Linked DNA regions of Homo sapiens: all the other regions are linked to region 1. Evidence: chromatin loops called from intact Hi-C (ENCODE). Cell type or tissue: B cell. All regions are shown on one strand.

What was found. Peaks named below come from ENCODE experiments on the same cell type or tissue, not always from the same donor. Only the 100,000 strongest peaks of a DNase experiment are listed, where the experiment ranks them.
Region 2: a loop joins it to region 1, with 2.0 times the contacts of the local background. A loop is called at or near these places in 16 of 110 quality-filtered maps.
Region 3: it touches region 1 in a loop (7-fold over the local background); 6 of 110 quality-filtered maps call a loop at or near these places.

The regions. Positions count from the first base shown.
Region 1 is chr9:6,006,995-6,009,494 of GRCh38, forward strand. BRD10 (bromodomain containing 10) reads right to left here and starts at 1,488. Exons shown (of 8, transcript NM_001017969.3): 1 at 201-1,488. The coding sequence starts at 793. It overlaps MIR4665 (microRNA 4665), which reads left to right and starts at 832; the gene lies at 832-910. RefSeq lists silencers at 1-15, 406-565, 756-985, 1,036-1,555 and enhancers at 156-385, 517-1,018, 1,019-1,518. In B cell, no CTCF peak of the experiment used is centred here; DNase peaks (open chromatin) are centred at 97, 1,067 and 1,477; H3K4me3 peaks cover 2,247 bases; H3K27ac peaks cover 2,272 bases.
Region 2 is chr9:5,957,416-5,959,915 of GRCh38, forward strand. All of the region lies in intron 3 of BRD10 (bromodomain containing 10), which reads right to left. Among named protein-coding and RNA genes, the nearest start is that of MIR4665, 49 kb to the right of the region's middle. In B cell, no CTCF peak of the experiment used is centred here; a DNase peak (open chromatin) is centred at 1,016.
Region 3 is chr9:6,078,971-6,081,470 of GRCh38, forward strand. No RefSeq gene overlaps it. Among named protein-coding and RNA genes, the nearest start is that of RANBP6, 65 kb to the left of the region's middle. In B cell, no CTCF peak of the experiment used is centred here; a DNase peak (open chromatin) is centred at 1,421; H3K4me3 peaks cover 1,174 bases; H3K27ac peaks cover 911 bases.

The sequences.
Region 1 (2,500 bases):
ACGCGCAAGCCGGGTTCGGCCCACACCCACCACACCCCTCCGGTCCCCGCCCAGCGCCGCTCCTCCTCCCGGGCTTCTCCAGCACCGACTCAGCACCTATCAGCGCCGCCCCCAGGCCCCTGGCCCAGCCCATCCTCGGGCACGTGTGAGTGTGTGTTTGTGTCAGTCTGTCAGTCCCACCGGGGACCGGGCTCGCTTACCGAGAGAGAAGCGCTAACTTCTGCTCCAGCATCATCTCCAGCTTCTGGCCCTGTTTGGAGATCCAGTGGTCCACTCCGTGCAGGCGGTAGCACGTCTCCAGCATCAACCTGAAGTCCGCCACGAACTCGGTGATGCCCCCGTACTGGCCGCTGGCGAACTTCTCTTCCATCTGCAGCAGACACATGCCCTGTCCGGGCTGCTGCGGGAAGGCGCGACCGCCCCGGCCCCCGCTGCGCGGCCCTTCCGCCACCTCCTCCTCCGCGGTGGCAACGCCCCCCAAGGGCTGCAGAAAGGGGGCGGTGAGGCCCCGGTGCTTCTCCTGCAGGAACTCGCCCAGGATGCGGTAGCCCTGCTGTAGCTCGTAGGTCAGCTCCTGCTCCTTGCAGCAACCGCCTCCGATCACCATCGCCTCCATCTCTTCCTCCTGATCGTCCGCGTCCTCCAGCGAGGAGGCACTCCTTCCGTGGGCCGGCCCTGAGGTCTGGGCCGCCGCTGCCACCTCCTCCTCGTCGTCCTCTCCTTCGGCCGCCGGTGGCGGCCGCTCTTCCTCCCCAGCCGGCTCCATCGCTCCCGGCGTCCCGGGCACACTCATGCCCCGGCAGGCCTAGGCTGGGCGGTGTGGAACAGCCGCTCGAGGTGCTGGGGGACGCGTGAGCGCGAGCCGCTTCCTCACGGCTCGGCCGCGGCGCGTAGCCCCCGCCACATCGGGCCTGGCTCTCCTCAGCCGCCGGCTCGGCTCGGTGCGCGCGGGGGTCTTGAGCTCACCGCCGGCGGGGCGGGGTTACATGGCGCGCGAGGAGGGGGGAGAGAAGAGGAGAGCCTAGGTGCCCTCCTCTCCCCTCCCCCCCGGCGGCGGCGCGCGCACGGCCCTCGCCGGCCTCACCCCTCCGCACCCCGCCCGCCTGCTCTTCACCGGCCAGGCCCTGCCGGGTCGCCGCGGCCTCGGCGCCCCACCCCCTCCCGGGCCAGCGGGGGGCTGGGAGGGGGCGAGGAGGAAGGGGGTTCTCCTCTCCCCTCCCCGGAGGGGGCCGCAGCGGCGGCTCCGGCTCCTCCTCTCCCTCACACCCCCTCCCGCCCCCCTCTACCTGCGGGGGACACGGGCAGAAGGAGGCGGTGCACGGACGGGGCCCGGCGACAACTGTCAGTTAGAAGCCCCGCTGGGCGGTGAGGGGGGAGAAAGGGGAGGGGCAGGGAGAGAAGGGGGAGGGCACTCAGCCCCCCGGCTGGGAAGAGCTGTGGAGAGAAGCAAAGAAAGAGGCCCTGTCGCCATCCCCGGTGCGCATGCGTAGTAGAACAATTCCCCCCTCCCCCCCCGCCACCATCGTGCCCCGCCCCGCTACGCAAAAGGAAGAGCTTCGGCTCAGCTACAGGCCCAGAAGCCTGCTAGGGTTGCGCGGACCAATGATGTAATCAATCGTAGGCCAATCGAACATGTTGATGGAGGGGGAAGCAAGGCGCCTGCGCAGCTTAATTCGCTACCGCCTGGGAAGGTGGCCAAAAGGCTTTTTTTAAAGCAAGTGCTTCAAGAGGAAACTTCTTTTGCAAGACCCGTGTTAGCCCCCCAAACTAAAATTAAAGTTGCTAGATAACCTTTGTTAATGGCAAATGAATAGTGAGAAAGCGCAAAATGTAAATCTTCTCTACTATAAAATTTACATTCTGTTCCCACCCTTTCTCCCTTGTGACTGCGGGTCTTCTATATATAACCAGAATTTTGAGAAGTTTAGAAAGAAAGTTTAAGGACTCGACCATACGTTCACATGCAGAAGAAAAGGAAGTGATTTTTAGAACCCCAGCTCTTAACATCAATTCATATTTTGGAACTAATTCCATGTTTTCAGTTACAAATTTCCACCCTCCCGATTCTTGAGATCTGTTAAGAATAAAGAGAATGGAACCTCATTTAAACAAATTCTTGGGACTGAAAACAGTCAAAATAGTTCATGTCTGAGTTGTACAGCATTAAACAGTTGTTTGCATGGGCTGATAATCTCACTACATTTTACAATTACTGTTTAATGACTAAAAAGTGGACTCATCATTCACATTGGTTTACATGTTACTTAAAATTAGTTGGGAGGTAGGAATTCATGGTTCCATAAAGCAAATACTACTATTTCCTCATGTTCTATTTGAAAGACGCACATATTATTTTTTCTAGGTACACAGAACCCTCGTTAAAACCTAGAATTACCTAAACACAAAAACAAAATTACAGAAATCATGCATTTTAAAAGTAAAATGTGTATAACTAAATGATTAGGATACTCTGACTCTTGCAATTGTTTACTTCTCATTA
Region 2 (2,500 bases), 50 kb before region 1:
CGCATTTGTTATTCTAATTAATCTTAACAATACAGCCAAGTAGGTATTACCTCACTTATCACAGATAAAGAAACAGGCTATAAACAGGTAAAGAAACTGATGGAGGAGCTGTAGCTAATATGCACTAGGAGCATACATGTGAAATTAGGTCTGTCTCACTTCAAAGCTGTACTCTTTTTATGGTAAAATACTGCATTCTTTCAAATTTTTGAAAGGGATGTAATCTGCTTCTGTTTGGTTCAGAGCATTCCTTTTTATTAGGGTTGGATGATTTGTACATTTACTATTTTTTAATACCTTCAGTATATATCCTGAAAAAAACAATTTCAGTATAAATTTTCCTGTATTCTTCAGTAAAAACATCAGCACTTCAAAAAAATTAAATATTATTTTAAAAATCGAGCATGAGATACTACAAAATCATGCCTTTATTTGGTAACCTGTTTTTGCTTCAGGACAAAATATATACAGGGCAAGTTACATACTACCAGTGGGCTTCCCTTCCCTTATCACTCAACTTGATCATATCCCAGGCCTTTTACTTCCACTGCCCTAAGTTACTTGGTCATATAAAATAGAATAAAATTCTCAAACCTATAATTATGCTGAAATCAGAAGTCAAATTAAAACATACACAGAATTTCAATACCACTCTTGAGCCTAAAACAGAAAGTGTCAGCCTGTACCTGGAAAATGCATAAGGAAACATTAATAAACCTTAATAATAAACCTTAGTAATTAATGTTACAAAAGTATACCCTAATGAAGCTTTCTAAAACACTATGCTTAGAACAACTTAAGAAAAGAATGCCCAACCTGAGAGGGAAAATTATAACTAAAGATATATTTTATACTGTAACTGAGGAATAAAACTCTAGTTTTCTAGAATCTGGAAATATGCCTTTTATAAAAGAAATGGCATATTTCTTTACATAAGAAGGTGATTATCATCCCCCTTTCAGTTCCCCTTTCTCAGTTTCTTATTCCTCATTCTTTACCCTTCTCCTTCACCTGGTTTTCCTGTCTTCACTCCTCAGACCTCTGGGCTACTCATACTCAGACTTCCACTTTAAGCCAAGTGTGGTGGTGCATGCCTGTGATCCCAGCTCGCCTGTGGTCCCAGCTACTTGGGAGGCGGAGGTGAGAGGATGGCTTGCGCCCCGGAGTTCGAGGCCAGGTGGGCAACATAGCGAGATCCTGTCTCTCAGGGAGGGATAGGAGGAAGAAAAAGAACAGAAAAAAAAAGGTACTTCAATGCTTTCCTAGATTTAGCCTTTCCATGTTTTAAAATTATCCCAACACATTCACTCCTCCCTCTGTACTTTCGCCTTAGGAACCTTAATAAATAAATGAATACTAAGATATTAATCATTGTTGCAAGTAAAAACTCAAGGGTATTTGTATTATTAAACAGTGAATTTGCAAAGTGCCTGGGATGTAAAGTCACAGAACTAGAGCCTAAACTTGTCTTTTATTTACTAAATGTGCATGTCTTGAGCTAACTATATTCTAGGAGTTTCTGGAGTGTTCTATCTCAAGTAAGCAATTTGACCTTAACAAAACAGTTTATTTTCCTTTTATTCTTCTTACCTATAAGCAAATTTCTTATCATACTGGTAATTCTTTAACGCTATCACATAATTCAGTAACTCCTGAACACCCATTTCTTTTTACCCTTTAACTTAGAATATTGAATCAGTTGCCAAATTCTGCTACTTATTGCAGCATCTCTCTCAAAATAGAATTTTCTTCTATCATTGTGATAGAAAAGTCACATAATCAATCCTTACCTGGATTTAGAATTGTCTCGTTATAGTTATCATCTACCCCTTCATCTTACCCCTGCCAGCTTCTTTTCATAGCTCTTTAATGGTATCCTAATTATCTTGCAAGATCCTTTCTCCTAATCCTGTCACTTACTAGCTCTAGCTGTGTGACTTTGGACAAATAAATCTCCATCTCAATTTTTAAAAACCTCTAAAATCTGTAATAATGGGGAATAATAGTAATATTTATTTTTTGAAGTCTTCATGAAGATTAAATGAGATAGCATGTATAAAGGCTTAGAACAGTGCCTGGCATACAATAAGCACTCAATGAGTACTCGGTTTTTTAGACAAAAAGTAGAAGGATTGAAAAAATAAAAGGACATGGAGTATAGTAAATCCTTTCACTCTCTTTATATTTTGAAATCTTCAGCTGGTATGCTAAAAGTTTTCTCCGTAAGACACATGTAGTTAGGGTCTCTAGTGCTATCACTACAGAACTATATAATAACCTTTTCACAGATACGGGCCTGGAAATAATCAAACACTGTAGATTACATTACCTTCTCAGTCATTTCCTATAAAGCAGCTCATTACTTTTTACACATCTGATATATCTTATTTCAAGCTCAATTCCTTGCAATGGAATCTTGATTCAATTATTTAACATAGTACCACATGCTTAGAAAGATCACCCAAAAATGACACCCTTCTATCATTCGAACAGCTTCTAA
Region 3 (2,500 bases), 72 kb after region 1:
AGGTTCAAATGTTTAGCCAATTGGGACTAGTTTAGATTGTAGGGCCCGACCCCGGCCAATGGGGAAAGGGTACAGGGTCAGGACTTGCATTAGGAATAAAGGCTCTCATGCCCCTTTGTTCAGGTGTGCTCTCATGGTGACCGGCCAAGGAGAAGCACCCCTCTGCGCAAAAGTAAAATTGCTTGGTTAAGAATCCTTTGTTTGAGTGTTCAATTTCCTTAGGATTTTGGGCATTATTCTCAACAATTCTGGTGCCCAAATTCTGGGGCTCAAATACTCTCCTTTGGGAAGGGGGTCTTTGGTCACCTCACCCAGGGGTCCCACTGTCTTGTTATGGTGGCCAGAGGGTGAGGGGGGTCAGGGCCCACCCATTGTGATGAATAAATCTGGGTTCTCAGCAAAGCAGGGAGGAGAGGCTTGCAAGACCGTGGCAATAAGAGGACCAGGTAATTCTTGTGCATGGAAAAAGGTAGGAGACTTCACAAAGGTGACAAAGTATTTCCTTGGTGGTCAGGATAATTTGGAGTTTGACAGTGTGTGAATGGGGCTAAGCATTATGGTTGTGTGGAGTGAGTGAGTCTTCTCTGCGGTTTCGTGTTGCCATCTATCGACTAGGGGCAGGAAGAGTCACAGTAGACAAAGAGAAAGAAGGGTACAAGGAGCCTCCAGAGGGGTGAGCTATAGGATATGCAGGAAACCCTTAACGGGAGAGGCTAAGCCTCCAGAAAGGGGGAGGTAAGACACCTCCAACACAACAGGTTGAACCCCCTCTTAAAGCCTCATTGAGCCTCTAGAAAGAGGGGGGTAGACACCTCTAACAGGAGAGGTTAGAGCCCCCCATAACCCCTAAGATGGGGAATGTTTCATGTAAGACAGGAAAACTAAAGAGTCAAGAGAGCAATGAAATTCCTTCTGATAGCCCCTTGGGGCTTATGCTAAAGTATTGGAAAGATAATGAGAGGACCAAGTATAAACGAAAACAGCAGATGATAAAATATTTTTGTTTTATTTGGGCTCGAGAACCCATCCTGAAACCCTCACTTTTCTGGCCAAAATTTGGGTCAAATGAGGAGCGGATTTGTCAGCTCTTAATTGAGCATGTTAATGATAAGAGCCCTGTTTCCCAGGAAGAAATTGATTACACCCTCTATTGGTGGCAGGGACCTATCCTCCTTTACCCTTTAGACTCCGGAGGGAGAAAGCCAGAAGCCAACCCCTCTGGCAGGGAAAGAGTTCCCATGTCTAGACAACCCACACCCACTAACACGTGGGACCCTCTAGATCACCTTCCTCCATTCAGTGCCCCCATCCCACTCCTCCAGTTCCTGTTTCAGGTCCCTCCCCTGCTTGTGTCACTCTTCCAGCTGCCCCCAATCCCGCCCCTCCGGTTCCCGTTTCAGGTCCCTCCCCTGCTTGCGTCACTCTTCTGGCCGCCCCGATCCCGCCCCTCTGGTTCCCATTTCCGTTTCAGGTCCCTCCCCTGTTTGCATCATTCTTCTGGTTGCCCCCCAGTCCCGCCCCTCCAGCTCCCGTTTCCATTTCAGGTCCCTCCCCTGCTTGTGTCACTCTTCCAGTTGTTCCCGATTCCGTCCCTCTGGCTGCGGTTTCGGGTTACTGCCCAGCTGTTTCAGGCCACTCCCTCACCTGTGTCACTTGCCCGTGTTCCATTCCCCCAGCTGCTGCTGCAGATCCCTCCCCGACCTGTGGTTTCTATACTCATATACTCATATTGCTCCTCCTGCCTATAATCCTCACTTTGCAGAATTACCATCTTGTGAGCCTGCCCCCCTCCTCAACAAAACTATTAAGTATCCCTCTTTAAAGGGGCTTCAATGTGAAATAGAGCAATGTAAAAAAGATATTCGAAACTTTCCATTTCCCTCCACACCTAAAGAGCCAGATCCAACTTTCTTTCCTCTAAGGGTGGTACCACAAGGACAGGGGGTGGCTATTGGCTTTGTAAACTCTCCCTTGACCAGTTCAGAAGTCCAGAATTTAAAAAAGGAGCTTAAGCCATTATTGGATGACCCTTATGGAGTAGCAGATCAAATTGATCAATTTCTAGGGCCTCAGATATACACTGGGCTGAGTTGATGTCCATTTTGGGTGTCCTCTTTTCAGGGGAAGAACGAAGTACGATTCGGAGGGCTGCTATGGTGGTTTGGGAATGTGAGCACCCTTCTGGTCAAAATGTTCCTCCTGCAGACCATAAATTTCCCACCCGAGACCCCCAGTGGGACAATAACAATGCAAATCACTGGGAAAACGTGAAGGACCTAAGGAAGATGATAATAAAAGGAATTCGAGAATCAGTACCCCGAACTCAAAATCTTTCTAAAGCATTTGATATTCAACAGGAAAAAGATGAGGGACCTGCTAGATTCTTAAACAGATTGAGGGAGCAAATGAGACAATATGCAGGCCTTGATTTGGAAAACCCCCTTGGACGAGGAATGTTAAAACCTCACTTTGTTACTAAAAGTTGGCCAAACATTTCAAG